Linked DNA regions of Homo sapiens: regions 1 and 2 are each linked to region 3. Evidence: chromatin loops called from intact Hi-C (ENCODE). Cell type or tissue: mammary epithelial cell. All regions are shown on one strand. Links, peaks and the distances in the headings refer to the core of each region. The heading gives the core; the rest is flanking DNA. Region 1 overlaps OXA1L-DT (OXA1L divergent transcript). Region 2 holds the start of MMP14 (matrix metallopeptidase 14). Region 3 has its middle 14 kb from the start of OR6J1.

Region 1 (5,694 bases), core at 257-5,256, 55 kb after region 3:
CACACAGGGTGTTTACGATATTGCGAGTAATATCAACTCCCCCCTAAATATTACAAACAATATCACAGGGGGGTGTACACCCCCAAAATCCACAGGGGAAGAGAATAATATTACTCCCAATATCGCAGGGGGAGTACAATCCCCCTGTGATATTGTACCTAATATCAAGGAAGAGAGAGGATGATATTACTTCCAGTGTCGCAGGGGGTGTATTGTTCCTAATATCCAAGAGGAGACAGGATAATATTATTCCCAATATCGCAAGAGGTGTGCATCCCCTCTGGGATATTGTTCCTAATATTCAGTGGGGGAGATGATATCACTCCCAATGTTGTAGACAGTGTACACCCCCTTTGTGATATTGTTCCTAATATCCTGGGAAAAAGAGAATGATGTTACTCCCAATATCGCAGAAAGTGTACACGCCCCCTGTGATATTATTCCTAATATTCGGGGGGGAGAGGATTATATTACTCCTAATATCGCAGGGGGTGTACGCCACCACTGTGATGCATTTCCTAATATCCAGGGAAGAAGAGAAGAATATTATTCCCAATGTTGCAGGGGGTGTATACCCACCCCATGATATTGTGCCTAATATCCAGAAGGAAACAAAATGATATTACTCCCAATATCGCAGGGGGTGTACACTTTTCCTGTGATATTCTTCCTAATATCACAAGGGTGAGAAAAGGAAAAGTCCCAATACTGCAGGGGGTGTACACCCCCACCGTGATATTGTTCCTAATATTCATGGGGGGAGAGGATGATATTACTTCCAATATCGCTAGGGGTGTACACCCCCACGTTATATTTCCCGAATATCCAAAGGGGGAGAGGATGATATTACTCCAAATATCGCAGAGGGTGTAGACCCCTTCTGTAACATTGTTGCTAATATCCAAAAAGGGAAGGGATGATATTACTCTCAATATCGCACAGGTCATACACCTCTTCTGTGATACTGTTCGTCATATCCACAGTTGAAAATAATGATATTATGCCCAATTTCACAGGGGGGGTACAACCCCCAGGTGACAATGTTTCTAATATCCAGGTGGAGTGAGGATGATATTACTTCCAATATCGCAGGGGGTGTATGCACCTTCTTTCGTATTGTTCCTAATATCCAAAGTGAGAGAGGATAATATTACACCCAATATCACCGGGGCTGTACACCTCACTTGTGATATTGTTCCCAATATTTAGAGAGAGAGAGAGAGAGGATATTATGCCCAATATTACAGGGGGGTGAACCACTGTTCCTAATATTCAGGGACGCAGAGGATGATATTATTCCCAATGTCGCAGGGGGTGTACACCCCTTCTGTGATATTGTTTCTAATATCCAGGGGAAGAGAGCATAATATTTCTCCCAATATTGCAGGGGGTGTACACCCACCTTGTGCTATTGTTTTTAATATCCAGGACAGAAGAGGATACTATTAGTACAAATATCAGAGGGGGTGTAAAACCAGGGGTAAAGAGAATGATATTACTCCCAACATTGCAGGGAATGTACATTCACCTTGTGATATGGTTTCTCATATCTAGAGAGGGAGAGGATAATATTACTCTCAATATCGAAGGGGGTGTACACCCCTCCTGTGATGTTAATATCCAGGTTAGGGGAGGATAATATTACTCCCAGTAATGCAAGGGGTGTACACCCCTCCTGTGATATTTTTCCTAATATCCAGGGTGGCAGAGGTTGATATTACTTTCAATATTGCAGGGATGTACACATCCCTTGTAGTATTGTTCCTAATATCCAGAAGAAAAAAGATGACATTACTCCCAATATTGCAGCAGTTGTACACCCCCTTTGTGATATTGTTCTTAAAATATAGCAGGGAGAAAATGATATTACTCTCAATATCGCGGAGAGTATACAACTCCCCGTGATATTGTTCCTAATATCCAGGTTCGGAAAGGATGATATTACTTTCAGTATCTCAAGAGGTGTACACCTTGCCTGTGATATTGTTCCTAATTTCCATGGGCGAAGAGGATAATATTACTCGCAATATTGCAGGGAGTGTACAGCCCTCCTGTGATATTGTTCTGAATATCCAGAAAGGAAGAAAATGATATTACTTCCAATAACGCACGGGATGTACACCCCCACCTGTGATATTGTTTCTAATATGCGGAAGTGGAGAGGATTATATTACTCCCAATATCGAGATGTTGTACAACCTTTCTGTGATATTGTTCCTAATATCCAGGGGGGTAAAGGATAATATTACTCCTAAGATCACAGTTGGTATACACCTCTCTGTAAGGCTGTTTCTAATATCCAGGGAAGGAGAGGATGATATTACTCTTTTTTTTTTTTTTTTTTTTTTTGAGGCGGAGTCACGCTCTGTCACCCAGGCTGGAGTGCAGCGGCGCGATCTCGGCTCACTGCAAGCTCCGCCTCCCGGGTTCACGCCATTCTCCCGCCTCAGCCTCCCGAGCAGCTGGAACTACAGGCGCCCTCTACCGCGCCCGGCTAATTTTTGTATTTTTTTTTTTTTTTTTTAGTAGAGACGGGGTTTCACCGTGTTAGGCAGGATAGTCTCGATCTCCTGACCTCGTGATCCGCCCGCCTCGGCCTCCCAAAGTGCTGGGATAACAAGCGTGAGCCACCGCGCCCAGCCGTGATATTACTCTTAACATCGCAGGGGGTGTACACTTCCCCTGTGATATTGTTTCTAAATCCAGAGGGGAAGTGGATGATATTACTCCTAATATCGCACGGCGTGTACACCTTTCCCACCATGATATTGTTCCTAATATCCAGGGCGGGAGAGGATGATATTACTCCCACTATCGCAGGGGTTGCATACCCCCTCTGTGATATTGTTTTTAATATCCAGGGGGCAGAAGATGATATTACTCCCAATATTGCAGAGGGCGTACAAAGCCCCGCCCCGTGATATTCTTCCTAATATCCAGGAGGGGAGAGGATGAAATTACTCTTTATATTGCAGGAGGCATACACATCCGTGTGATAATGTTTTTAGTATCAGTTGGGGAGAAGATGATATTACTTTCAAAATCGTGGGGGTGTACACCCCCCGTTGTGATATCGTTTATAATATCCAGGAGGGGAGAGGATGATATTACTCCCAATATCGCAGGGGGTGTGCACCCTCCCTGTGATTTTATTCCTAATATTCAGGTGGGAAGAGGATGATATTACTCCCAATATCGCAGGTGGGGAAAACACCCCGCCTGTGATATTGTTCTTAATATCCATTAAGGGAGCAGATGATATTACTCCCAAAATTGCAGTGAGTGTACACCCACCCTGTAATATTGTTCCTAATATCCCGGGAGGGAGAGTATGTTGTTACTACCAATTTCGAAGGGGGCGTACACCCCCTCTGTGATACTGTTTTTAATATCCAAGGGGAAAGAGGATTATATTACTCCCAATATCGCAGGGGGTGTGCACTCCTATGTGATATTGTTCCTAATATCTAGCGGGGGTAGGGGATAATATTACTCCAAATATCGCAGGGAATGTACACGTTCTCTGGGATATTGTTTTTAATATTTGAGGATGGAGGATGATATTACTTCCAATATTGCAGGGAGTGTACACCCACCCTCTCATGTTTTTCCTAATATCCAGGGGAAAAACTATTACTCTTAATATCACAGGAGGCGTACACACCCCAGCCCCCGATATTGTTCCTAATACCCGGGGGGGCGGGGAGAAGATAATATTACTCCCAATATCAGAGAAAGTGTACATTCCTTCTGTGACATCGTTTCTAATATCCATGGAAGAAGATTATATTACTTTCAAATTTGCAGATGGTGTACACCCCTCCCCCCCGTGATATAGTTCCTAATATCCAGGAGGAGAGAAGATGATATTACTCTCAATACCTCAATATCGCAGGGAATGTAAACACCCCTGTGATATTGTTCCTACTACCCAGGAGGAGGGGATAAAATTATATTACTCCCAATATCGCAGGCGCTGTACACCCCACTGTAATATTTTTCCTAATATCCAGAGCGAGAGAGGATATTATTACTCCCAGTATGGCGGAAGGCGTACACCTTCCCTGTGATACTGTTCCTAATATCCAGGGGGAAAGAGTATGATATTACTCCCAATATTGTAGGAGGTGTACACACCCCAGTGATATTTTTCTCTAATATGCAGAAGGGGAGAGGGTGATATTACTCTCAATTTCGCAGGTGCTGTACACCCCCTGTGATATTGCTCGTAATTTCCAAAGAGGGAGATGATATTACTCCCAATAACATAAACACACTGTGTTGACAACTCCCTGCCATGTGGCTCGTAATGTGGGAGAAGGGGGTGACATTACCCCCATATGGTGGGGGTGGACACCCTCCCACCGTGTGGCTCATAACCTCCAGGGCAAATGGGGGGAGTGATATTACTCCCCATATGGTGGGGGTGGACACCCCCCTGCCATGTGGCTCATAACCTCCAGGGGGGTAGAGGGGGGTGATATCACTTCCCATATGGTGGGGGTGGACACCCTCCCACCATGTGGCTCATAACCTCCAGGAGGGTAGATGGGCGTGATATCACTTCCCATGATGTGGGGGTGGACACCCTCCCACCATGTGGCTCGTAACCTCCAGGGCGAATGGGGGGAGTGATATTACTCCCCATATGGTGGGGATGGACTCCCCTTGCCATGTGGCTCGTAATATCCAGGGGGGAAGAAGGGGGTGATATTACTCCCCATATGGTGGAGGTGGACTCCCTCCCGCCATGTGGCTCGTAACCTCCAGGGTGAATGGGGTCAGTGATATTACTCCCCATATGGTGGGGGTGGACACCCCCCTGCCATGTGGCTCGTAACCTCCAGGTGGGGAGAGGGGGGTGATATTACTTTCCATATGGCAGGAGGTGGACATTATCATTATTAATTCATTTTTATATTATTATTAAGACTAATAAACATATTAAAGCAATGACTCAACAAATCTAGCTTTATATTATTTCACTTACCACTTCTATTTTTCCAAAACAACTTTTTAATTAAAATTATAAAATTAAATTAATAAAAAATATTGAATTAAATTATTTAATTAAATTAATAAAAAATTAATAGAAATTTTTTAAATTTTGTAGTTGCCTTTTTGAGAGTTTTTTTAGAATAGTTTTCTCTTTGGAGAATATAAAGTACACAGAATTTTCATACTCATAGTTTCTATCTTCTTATCATTCTTGTTTATATTATGCAATAATTTACCATGTAGATCTTCACTGCCTCTGTAAAGTATTGTTTGCATAATTCCATTGAGTTTTTCTGCTCAGCAATTATGTTTTTAAGCTATGATTTTTCTCACTTTTCTCAGTATTTTTTCTATAATTTCTAAATTAATTTTATATAATTTATATTAGTGCAATTATCGTTCAAATCACATTTTAAAATGTAAACATTAGGAAAGATTTTTCACAGCTTTGGGTTAGTTCTTTTCAGAGAAAGGTATTTGTTAAGATTTCACATATTAGGCTCTCTCTTTAAATTCCCAAATCAACCCACTTTCTCTGTTAGAAAAGGGTCTACAATTGCAAAGAATTTGGAAGTGATGTGGTTTTTGTCCGTCTTAATCTTGCACAAGCAACAGAAAATATTGAATGATTTTTCATCTGTCTATGGATTTCGTAGTCTGCACTGAGTAAGACAGGACATACATAGGCAGGGCGAA
Region 2 (5,694 bases), core at 375-5,374, 180 kb after region 3:
ACAGGGCGAGACTCCGTCTCAAAAAAAAAAAAAAATTTACCTCCTTTGCAGGCCATAGGACTAGCCCAACTATGAGAAATAGCTGTTCTGTGAACGTGAAAAGGGGACAGCAGTTTTCCCAGTTTTGGCCAGGCAGTCAAGCCTTTAACAGCTCATGCACAGTTTAGGCCATGTACAGCTGGCATCTAATAAATGTTTTCATGAAAAAGATTTTCTAGCCAAGGTCCCTTTTTTGGCAAGCATCTGGTGTCAGTCTTCCTAAGATTCAGATATGTGGTCCAGGAGGTTACCCCCACTGGGAAGGCTGATGTGGGAAGAATCATACCTGGGTGTTGCGTGTTCTGCCGAGAGTGGGGTCCTGAGGTCTCCATGGTTCTGAATGCATTCCAGAGATTGGTTGAAGAGGGGCCTGTACCTCCCAACCCCAGCTTGTGTAGGAAAGCCCTACATAAGGGCTCAGCCCTCAGTCACTGTGGGGTAGGTAGCTGTTTAATAACACACACCATATACCTCCCACAAACCTGGAGGCTCCACAGGACCTGAAAAGCTTTTCATTTTATTGATCATGAATCTGAGGGCAAAAGACCTTTGTTTTCATTACAATACTGAGCACTAGACTTCTATTCTTCTGCCACAGAAGTGCATCCCTAGGATTTCTGGAGCTTCCTACCTGACCTAATTTCTGTCCACCCTCCTCTATTCCTTCCTTTGCTTTCTTCTCCCTTCCTCCTCGCACTACCTCTGTCCTCTCTCACTGGCCAAATGCAATTCTTGGATCTTAGATTTCGCTGATAGTCTAGTTTTCTGTCTCCCACACTTTTCCTGCTTCTGTTGTGCTTCTTTTCCAGACCTGTCTAGTTCCCAACTCATCTGTCTCCCTTTCTCACGGTCAGCTTTATCCTGCCCTCTCCCTTCCCTACATACCTCCACCTTTTGTTCTGAGTCCAGTAAGTCCCTAAAGGAGATTATAACTCTTTAAGAATTGCCTCCTTTTTCAGTGTAGAGGTGGAACTAAACCCCAGAGTCCCAACTCCCAATCCCTTCTTTTACAATAATTTCACCCAACTTGATTTGCTTTCCCCCAGATCCCACGGCCTTGTACCCTTTTCCTCCCAGCGAGTTCCAATTAAAGGTGCAGCCACATTACAAATGACAATAAAGGAATCACCTTTGTCTTTCTACAAAGGTTGGAGCCACAGATCCGGTATGGTTGTGGGGTTTGTTGTTGGTAGTTGGGTTATAGTTTGGATTTTTTAGCAGCAGAGGGAGGGACATAGACAGTTGTCTACAGGGCCCAGAAGATAACCCCCTATTAGTAAACTGGCCCCTTCTCCCTCTGCAGGTCTCATGGGCATGGAAGAAGACCCCACCACCATCCCACACTCTGAGCTCCTCGTTGCCCCTAGCCACATAGCCCCCAATAATTCCCACCCTGAGGTGAGACAAATGCTGAATACCAGAGGAATCAAGCCACTCAGAATATGCTTATAGGGACAAAGTCTCCCACATCCCGTCCCCTGGATCCCCCTACAGCCCCCTGCTGTCCATCGCGGCCTCAACCCCTGCAGATGGCAGCCTGCACCACAAAAAGGCAACTTAGAGGTGTTTTTTTTTTTTTTCCTTCCAGTTCTTGGTTGTAATTGGATTCAGGCTAAAACAACCACGTCCCCAACCAGGAAAGGAGGGCACTGGGGCGGGGACGGAGGAGAGGCTGTGGGAGAAGGGAGGGACCAGAGGAGAGAGCGAGAGAGGGAACCAGACCCCAGTTCGCCGACTAAGCAGAAGAAAGATCAAAAACCGGAAAAGAGGAGAAGAGCAAACAGGCACTTTGAGGAACAATCCCCTTTAACTCCAAGCCGACAGCGGTCTAGGAATTCAAGTTCAGTGCCTACCGAAGACAAAGGCGCCCCGAGGGAGTGGCGGTGCGACCCCAGGGCGTGGGCCCGGCCGCGGAGCCCACACTGCCCGGCTGACCCGGTGGTCTCGGACCATGTCTCCCGCCCCAAGACCCCCCCGTTGTCTCCTGCTCCCCCTGCTCACGCTCGGCACCGCGCTCGCCTCCCTCGGCTCGGCCCAAAGCAGCAGCTTCAGCCCCGAAGTAAGTGAGCTTCCCGGCCCTTCCCGGAGTCGCGCCCGCCGGGAGGCGAGCCCGGGGGTCTCCTAGGGGACAGCCTCTATTCGGAGAGGAGGGCTTTTGGGATCTCCGCTGCTCAGGCCTGCAGGATTCCCCCTCCCTTTCTTTTTCCTCTTCGTCTCCAAACTTCCAGATCGATCCAACTTTTGCCCGCTTCCAACCAGCTGCCCCCACCCCCTGCGCCGCCGACTCTCCTTCCCATTCCTTCTTTTTTCCCAGTCCTTGGAAGAACTTTACAACTGGGGCGAACTCCCCCTTCCCCGATTCCCTTGGGCTCTGCTCTCAGCTCTGGAACCGCCTGATAAACATTTGGACTCCGCTCAAACCCCGCGCTGTCCCGGCTCCTCGTCATGCGCGAGAGTTTGTTGTTTCTTCGACTTCCCAGCTCTCCAGCGCTCTCCCGCCGGCGCGCCCTCCGATGGGCGCTTCGGCCTCCCCGGGTGGCCCAGGCCTTCAGCGGACGAGTCTGCGGCCAGGTGGGGGTCGAGGGTGGACGGCCGAGCGTCCAGGGCCACAGCCCCCGTCTCCCCGAGAGGACCCCGCTGTGTCCCTACCCGCATCCCTGGCGTCGAGGGTCGCAGCGCCGGCGCGCTGGCCGCGTTTCCGTACACACAAAGCTCTCCTTGTGAGCCGGGCGATCGGCCGGGTCGCTGCCTCCCCCTATCCCCACCCGCGTCGGCGCCTTCAGGCCCTTTTTGTTGTTAATAGTTTTTCTGTGTTAATTGCAGGGAGCCTGGGGGCGTCGCTTGGGGAATGGGGAGAGGGTCTGGTCCGGGGTGCCCTCACGTCGGGGCTGGCTCGGGCGCCCCCCACCCTCACCCCGGCCCAGACGGTGGCCCACCGGGCCCCAGAGGAAGCTGCGTGGGAGTTGTCTGAGGAGGTTTTTCCTCTCTCTCTCTTATTTTGGGGTGAAGGTGGGAGACGGATTTAATGAGCTTCTTATTTTGGGCCATCTCAACCCACTCAGCCTGGCAAGGGCCTGGGTGCGGTTGGGAGGGGCCAGGAAGGGCCCTAGAAGGGGGATGGGATATGGGTTTGGCTTCTCCTCCTTGGTCCCACCCCGGAGAAAACTCTTTGGAAAGAATACTGTCTTCTCTCTGCGTCCCTGAAAGGGTCTGGGGCCGACTGGAAAAGTATGGCCCCAGGAATCGGGGTGGAAGACGAAACGTGGAGTGCTCAGAGACCAGGGAGAGTAAAAACCTGCCCTGGTGCTGGAGGCTGAGCCTGACTGTCCGGGAGGAGTCGTCCTCTTCCCAGGCCTAGAGTCCTCTGAGACCTGAAAGGGAGCGCCCCTAACAAAACGAGCCTGAGCATCTGGGGAGCTGCCGACCGCCAACTTCACTGCCTTACCTTTTTTCCCTCCCCTGCTTTGCTGGGTCCCCCAGGGGAGGGGCGGCTGCCCTGGCTCCGTTTTAATTGGGTCATGGGCGGTCCCAGTGCCAGAACCACCATTTGCTTCTGGGCCCAGGAAGGGAGGGAGGAGCAGCCCCAGAGGCTAGGATCCAGGGCCTACTGCAGAGCTGGAGGTCCCCCCACCCTCCCCTGGACCCCTAAGCCAAGGTGGGAGGTGTTCCGTTGACTTTCTCCTAGGGGATACCTTGCATCTCTCTCATTCGCAAAGACAAAGCCAGCCGACTGGGTTCTTTGACCCAACATAGTTGCTTTTTTCTCCAGGCCAATGTGGAGGGAAAGCTGGGGTGGTGCAGGCCTCATGCAGCTGGGTCCCTCCTACCAGGCCTCCAGAGTCCTGCACCAGCTCCAGGACAGCCCTCTCCTCCCCATGGCCTGTCTGGCGCTGGGCCCTTCCTCCCACCCAGCCGCAGACACAAGAGTCCTCTCTTCTGTGGTTTCGACCTCATAGTCTCTGTGAGGAGAGAAACTTGCCTAGGCCTGGGGGGAGGAGAGGGATGGGGGCACTTCCTTTCCAGGCCTTGCGGCTCTCTTGACTCCAGGGAAGTCCTTCATTTGACTGAGCCTTCATTTTTCTCCCGAGGGTATGGGGTGGAGGTTGTAGGTGTGAATATTTAGACCCCCCTAGCTTCTTGAACGACTCCAGAGGGGATTTCCCCCAGAGCTCCTGGATGTGGATTCTCCCCATCTCTTCTGTCCCGTCTTCCTTCTGTCGTTCTGTCTTCTCCCCATCTTCCTTCTGTCGTTCTGCTCTAGGCAAATTCTCTCAGCTTTGCTCTCTGAGGGTTGACGGGGCCTGGCCTCAGTCCTCCTGCCTTCCAGCGTCAGTAGACCAGTCCCATCCTTCCCCAAGTCCTGAAGCAGCTGCTCCTCAACCAAGGGTCATAAGCCCGGGGTGTGTTTATCCTGCAGGTATGCTAGGGGCAAAAGACATTTCCTGCATAGTTAGGCACAGGCCACAGCAGGCCTCCCCAGGCACTGGCTGTGGCATCAGCCAGAACAGGTCAGGGCAAGCCTGCAGCTCCCTGAGAGCAGCCCCGGACTGGTGTGGACTGCTTGGCTCCCTCTGGTATACCAAAGGTTAAATGTCACTCCTTCCTCTACCCCTGAGGAGGGGCTCTCAGAGCCTCAGAGCTAGGTGGTGCTAGGGTTGTTCTAGCCAAGACTGTTGGCTGGGAAAAGGCTGGGTTGTTTACATCTCGGGTTCTAGCTCGCATCAGCCTTGGGGGGGGATCACTTCCCAGAACCATGTTGCAATTCTTGCCCCTGTGGGCTCAGGTCCCCAGTCAGCTGCTCTTGAGTCACCCCCAGTCCCCATGCAAGACTACTGCCCCATCACCAGGACCTGAGCCCAGAGGTGAAGGACCATGTGGCAATCCAATCCTGATGACCTTGGCTAGGAGATACAGCACCCAACAGCAGCCTCCCCCATCTCCCCTCCAAGATCCCATCCTGGGCAACCTACAGCCGCTTCCTGAACTCCCTAAGAAAGCAAAGCTGGAGCAGGGACTAGAGCTATCTGGGTGGTGTCTTCTCCCCATAAAAGAATCCAAGCATCTTCATATTTCATATATAACTTGGCTTGTTTTACTTTTTTTTTTTTTTTTTTTTTTTTGAGACAGAGTCTCGCTCTGTCACCCAGGCTGAGTGCAGTGGCGGGATCTTGGCTAACTGCAACCTTGGCCTCCCAGGTTCAGCAATTCTCCTACCACAGCTTCCTGAGTAGCTGGGATTACAGGTGCCCACCACCACGTGCAGCTAATTTTTGTATTTTTAGTAGAGACAGGGTTTCACCCTGTTGGCTAGGCTGGTCTCGAACTCCTGACCTCAGGTGATCTGCCCGCCTTGGCCTCCCAAACTGTCGGGATTACAGGCGTCAGCCACCACGCCCAGCCTGGCTTGTTTTACTTTGAGGCTTTAAGAAAATACTCCATTGTTCTTACAATAAAGGCTGACTTTCTCCTCAACAGGGCTTTGCAGTGTGTGTACCTTTTAATCAAACACCAAAAACCTAACATTAATTTAATTTAAGGCAATATGCCAGCCTTTATATTATGACCAATTCACAACATACCTGAAATAAAATACAGTCACCAAGTCTCCTCCTCCACCCCTATGTCCCACTTCCTCTGTTGAGAATCTTTTTTTTT
Region 3 (5,694 bases), core at 474-5,473:
CCTTTCTGGTAACAAACTCACTTTAGGACCCATTTTTTTTTTTTTTTGAGACAGAGTCTCTTTCAGCCACCCAAGCTGGAGTGCATTGGTGCAATCTCCGCTCACTGCAATCACTGTCTCCCATGTTCAAGCGATTCTCCCGTCTCAGTCTCCCAAGTAGCTGGGATTACAGGCACCTGCATCATGCCTGGCTAATTTTTGTATTTTTAGTAGAGACGTGGTTTTACCATGTTGGCCAGGCTTGTCTTGAACTCCTGACCTCAGGTAATCCACTGGCCTCGGCCTCCCAAAGTGCTAGGATTATAAGCATGAGCCACCACACCCGGCCTGTTCTTTTTCTTTTTCTTTCTTTCTTTTTTTTTTTGAGACAGAGTCTCGCTCTTGTCACTCAGGCTAGAGTGCAGTGGCGGGATCTCAGCTCACTGCAAACTCTGCCTCCCAGGTTCAAACCATTCTCCTGTCTCAGCCTCCTGAGTAGCTGGGATTACAGGCACCTGCGACCACGCCCGGCTAATTTTTGCATTTTTAATAAAGACCAGTGGCCATGTTGGCCAAGCTGGTCTTAAACTCCTGACATCAGGTGACCCACCCACCTTGGCCTCCCAATGTGCTGGGATTACAGACGTGAGCCACCACGCCAGGCATTTAGGGCCCATTCTTGAGGCCCAGGGATGGAAACATATTAAGCTAGTCTTCACAGAACAATCAAAGTTGTTGACAACATCTTAAGTTAGCCAGTGCTAGCACTCAGAGAGAGGCCAGCCATCCCAGAAGGACAGGAAGTGGCCTAGAATTCACCCTTGGTTTTCTCATGCCTCCCTTCTTAGAAGGCTCTCCTGTTTAGAATGCCCCAACCCCCTGCAAAGTGCTGCAAAAAGTGCCCATGTCTTTATCAGCCCTACCCCACAGGCTACTTGATTTGTGACAGACTCCACTGGGCAAGAGGCATGTTGCCTTTTTAAACTGATCAAAAAACATTCATTCAGCACCTACTTTATGTCAAGCACTCTTCTGGGCACAAGGGCACAGCAATAAATAGGTCAAAGTCTCTGCCCTCAAGGAGTTTTCTTTCTAGTAGGGAAGACAAATACAAATATGTAAATAAAACATCAGGTAGTGCTATGAACAAAAGTAGAGCAAGGTAAGGGAAGAGAGAATAACAAGGAGGGGGGTCTTTTTAACAGAAGACAGGAAAAGTTCATCTATGGAGGTGACACTGAGCAAAGGCCACAGGGCTGGGGCCCCAGGCTCTGAGATGGGCGCTAGTGATGTGCTTGAAGAACAAGAAGGCCTCTATGGCTGGATCAAGCTCAATGAGCATGGGGGATAAAGAGGTGGAGGGGCAGAGGAGGAATTACCCTGCAGCTCCTGGCCCAGCATGGCCACACGGTGCACACGGCTCCTGCCCATAGCCATAACCCCAGTGGCCCCAGCCCTTGCCTGCCATATTTTCCTCAGGCCTTCAACAAGACTCATTAAACTTTATCTAAAGTTACTGTGTTCTGCAGCTGGGGGAAAAGGGCAAACTTCCACTCCTTAAGTTAGAGCAATCAACAGCCAAGGGATTTGGAAGTGGCTGGGGCCTTGTTATCTTAAGGTTGTAATGAGCCTCGTGAGAATACCCACAACTTCGCTCCAGAGAGGGGGAGCTTCCCTCAGCAGATCCATACTCGGGATTCCAAGTTTCAAAATTCCGTAGAAACTGGGAAGCAATCCAAATACACCAGGCCTGCACTAGATGCACAGAGTCACAAAGTCTCCCCAGAATGGCTTGTACCAAGGCTTTGTCGGGGATGTTGCTCTAATAATCCAGCAGGCTCCCTGGGGCTGCCTGTGGCTGCGCTTGATGAATCTCATTATCCACAGTTACACTTTTACCTCAAGAGGAAAGGACATGGGATGATTCACTAGCTGCTACCTCACCAACACAACCCAAAAGCAAGGGTCAGAGTCCTCTCATCTAAGAATTTAATATTTTCTGGGGCTAGAGAAGCAGGAAGCTCCTGGGAGCCTGGAAACCCCCTCCAGCTGGGTGACCAGGAAAATCCAAGAGTAAGTAACTGCTTCTCAGCCCTGAGGTAAGTTGGGGCCTGTTTAAGGTAGCTGAGCTATTGGAAAATAAGGAGCGTGTGGGGCATATCAAAGAGGATACAATATAATCATGCTAATAAATAATAATACCTTGGAATGGTGGCTCACACTTGTAATCTCAGCTACTTAGGAGGCTGAAGCAGGCAGATCACCTGAGCACAGGAGTTTGAGGCCAGCCTGGGCAACAAAGAAAGACTCCATCTCTAAAAATAAAAACAAAAACCAAAAAGAAAAATAATAATAGTCAACACTTACTGAACACTTACTGTGTACCATTCCAAGCATTTTACATGTTATTTCAACCTCCAAGCAAACTCTAGGAGCTAGGTGGTGCTATTGTAATACCCAGTCCACCAAGAAGGAAGCTGAGGCACAGAGACATTAAGGTACTTGCTTCCAAACTTACACAACTAATTAATGGGAGAGTCAGGATTTAGATTAAGGTCAGAATCCAGAAGTGGTATCCATAGGTGCTGTGCGTGTGGCACTCTGGAAACTATCCCATTGCCTAAATATCCTGGATATAGTCAGCAACAACTAATCTTTTGCACAAATTATTTTTCAATGGAAATGTGCCTGCCCCATGTCTTGAAGACTGCATCTCTTGGAAAAGCCCATGCTTTTATTTATTTATTTATTTATTTTGAGATAGAGTTTCACTCTTGTTGCCCACGCTGGAGGTCAATGACACAATCTCGGCTCACCGCAACCTTTACCTCCCGGGTTCAAGAGATTCTCCTGCCTCAGTCTCCCGAGTAGCTGGGATTACAGTCATGCACCACCACGGCTAATTTTTTGTATTTTTAGTAGAGACGGGGTTTCTCCATGTTGGTCAGGCTGGTCTCAAACTCCCGACCTCAGGTGATCCGCCCGCCTCAGCCTCCAAAAGTGCTGGGATTACAGGCGTGAGCCACCACGCCCAGCCAAGCCCATGCTTTTATAAGTGCCAGATTGGTGCGAACTCTGTTCCCAGAAGAATAAAGAGCTGGGCTCTGTAAACTCCAGAGTCCCTCCCTGCCTTGTGCTCAGAGTCCGATGGAATGGCTCTGGGTGAGATGCAAGGCAAAGACTAATTCACAGAGAGAACCTGTGGAGGCCAACAGGTCCACTGCAAACAGAACTTAATCTACATCCCCACATGGTACTGTCTGTTGTTTTCAGGGCAGCTGGACACTGTCCAGCTAACTCTATAGGGTCTTGTGAGTTGCAGCTGCCCTGGGTCTATCTGAGGAACCATTCTGCTGCCTCCTCTCTCCAATCAAAGGAATAGCCACCCTCCATAGGTGGCCTCCACCATCCTAGACAGAGAGCACCTATGGAGCTCTTAAGCACAATCAAGGACAAGAAGATGCATGGTCTCCTACGGAAGGACATTCCTTATTACATCTAAGCTAAGTATTTCCTGCCACCTCCAACCCCTCCAGCATCTCTGCTCTCCCTAAGGAAAAACAACAGAGGGCAATGACTGTTTGCTTATAACCCAATCAGTCATGGCAGACCCTCTGCCTTCTCTTAACATTTTTGTAACATTTTTTCTTCTTTTTTTAATAGTTAAATGGATCATTTATCCTACAGTGACAAACTGTAACCAAAACAAATTGTGAGGCTCTAGACTCCTGACAGCACCAAAAAATCAAATTGCATTTTTGTAGCATTTCTTGATGTCCTTTGTAATTATAGAAATCTAATTTTTTCCAGCTTTTAATTGCAAAATATTCAGATGTACAGAAAATCTTTAAAAATAGTACAAGGAACAACGAAGACCCATCACCTAATTTCATTTTAAAACTTTAAGTAAGCTAAGGATGGGGCACAGTGGCTCACACCTGTAGTCCCGGCATTTTGGGAGGCTGAAGCAGGAGGATCTCTCAAGCCTAGGAGTTCGAGACCAGCTTGGACAATATAATGAGACCTTGTCTCTACAAAAAAATACAAGAATTAGCTCATGCCTATAGTCCCAGCTACTAAGGAGGCTGAGGTGGGGGTAGGAGGATCTGCTTGAGCCAGGGAGATCAAGGTGCAGAGAGCCATGATCATGCCACTGCATTCCAGCCTGGGCAACAGAGACTCTGTCTCAAAAATAAATAAATAAAACTATTAGTAAGCTAAGGATAGGAGGAAATTTCAAACATTCATAAGAAGCCTAATTAATAATTATATTCAATGTTGAAATATTAAAATAATTCTAACTACAAAATCAGAAAAATATAAGCTCCATATTTTTTCATTTCATCTTGGTTAGAAACTGTAATTGAAGAGAAAAGCTATAAGCCTTAGTTAACAAACAACATTTGGCCTGTGCAGTGGCTCACATCTGTAATCCCAGCACTTTGGGAGGCCGAGGCGGGTGGATCACCTGAGATCAGGAGTTCGAGACCAGCCTAGCCAACATGGTGAAACCCCGTCTCTACTAAAAATACCAAAATTAGCCGGGCGTGGTGGCAGGTGTCTGTAATTCCCAGCTACACGGGAGGCTGAAGCAGGAGAATGGCTTGAACCCTGGAGGTGGAGGTTGCAGTGAGCTGACATTGGGCCACTGTGCTCCAGCCTGGATGACAAGAGCAAGACTCCATCTCAAAAAACAAAAACAAAAACAAAAAATAGATCCCATTATGTATGAGACTCAATATTAGTTTATTAGGTTGGGAAGTCCAAGATCAAGGTGCTAGCAGCGTTCGTGTCTGGTGAGGGCCCAGTCTCTGCTTCCAAGATGGCATCTTAAAAGGCTGTGTTCTCACATGGCGGAAGGGATGAAAGAGCAAAAAGGGACTAGCTAGTTCCCTCCAGCCCTTTTATAAGGTTGCTAATTCCATTCATGAGGGCTCTGTTCTCATTATTTAATCACCTCCTAAAGGCCTTACCTCTTAATACTGTAGCACTGGGGATTGAGTTTCAGCTTGAATTTTGGAGGGGACACAAATATTCAAACCATAGCACAGGGTTACAACTATCCTTGGGACTATTAAAAAATATTTTAATATTGTAGGAAAGCTCTTTGACCTTTTAGTTGGCTGATTTAGACAAATGCTCAATTCTTTAAGCACAGTATACAAAATAAAACATAGATTTAAATTTTTGAGTAACTGACATGTAAATGTTTTTGCTGACTGTCCTTATCTACCTAATAATATGAAATGATTGGTTTAGGACTTTCCTTTCTAAAAGCATCTATGTCAGTCCCCTTTCTTTCAAGGCATATTGTTTAATTTTTTTTCTTTTTTTTTTTTTTTTTTTTGAGATGGAGTCTTGCTCTTTGTCGCCCAGGCTGGAGTACAGTGACGCGATCTCGGCTCACTGCAACCTCCACCTCCCGGGTTCAAGTGATTCTCCTGCCTCAGCCTCCCGAGTAACTGGGATTACAGGCACCTGCCACCACGCCTGGCTAATTTTTGTATTTTTAGTAGAGACGAGGTTTCACCATGTTGGCTAGGCTGATCTCGAACTCCAAAGTGCTGAGATTACAGGTGTGAGCCACCGCACGTGGCCCATAATGGGATCCATTGTGGATCCTCCATTCTACTCTACCAATTTACTTGCTATTTTCATGTCAATACCATCCTGATTTGCTATGTAGTTTTTGATATGTGGCAAGCATGTCATTGC

The links. A loop is a pair of places that touch in the nucleus more often than their neighbours do. Peaks named below come from ENCODE experiments on the same cell type or tissue, not always from the same donor. Only the 100,000 strongest peaks of a DNase experiment are listed, where the experiment ranks them.
Region 1: it touches region 3 in a loop (7-fold over the local background); 13 of 110 quality-filtered maps call a loop at or near these places.
Region 2: a loop joins it to region 3, with 7 times the contacts of the local background. A loop is called at or near these places in 8 of 110 quality-filtered maps.

The regions. Positions count from the first base shown.
Region 1 is chr14:22,710,853-22,716,546 of GRCh38, forward strand. The region is part of intron 2 of OXA1L-DT (OXA1L divergent transcript); the gene reads right to left. Among named protein-coding and RNA genes, the nearest start is that of OXA1L-DT, 53 kb to the right of the region's middle. In mammary epithelial cell, for the core only: a CTCF peak has its summit at 2,470; no DNase peak of the experiment used is centred there; H3K4me3 peaks cover 849 bases; H3K27ac peaks cover 343 bases.
Region 2 is chr14:22,834,828-22,840,521 of GRCh38, forward strand. It overlaps MMP14 (matrix metallopeptidase 14), which reads left to right and starts at 1,758. Exons shown (of 10, transcript NM_004995.4): 1 at 1,758-2,098. The coding sequence starts at 1,991. It overlaps MRPL52 (mitochondrial ribosomal protein L52), which reads left to right. Exons shown (of 5, transcript NM_180982.3): 5 at 1-210. RefSeq lists a silencer at 1,416-1,632. In mammary epithelial cell, for the core only: CTCF peaks have their summits at 1,555 (motif pointing left) and 3,343; DNase peaks (open chromatin) are centred at 1,694, 3,384, 3,984 and 4,484; H3K4me3 peaks cover 3,587 bases; H3K27ac peaks cover 4,296 bases.
Region 3 is chr14:22,655,656-22,661,349 of GRCh38, forward strand. No RefSeq gene overlaps it. Among named protein-coding and RNA genes, the nearest start is that of OR6J1, 14 kb to the left of the region's middle. In mammary epithelial cell, for the core only: a CTCF peak has its summit at 2,423; no DNase peak of the experiment used is centred there.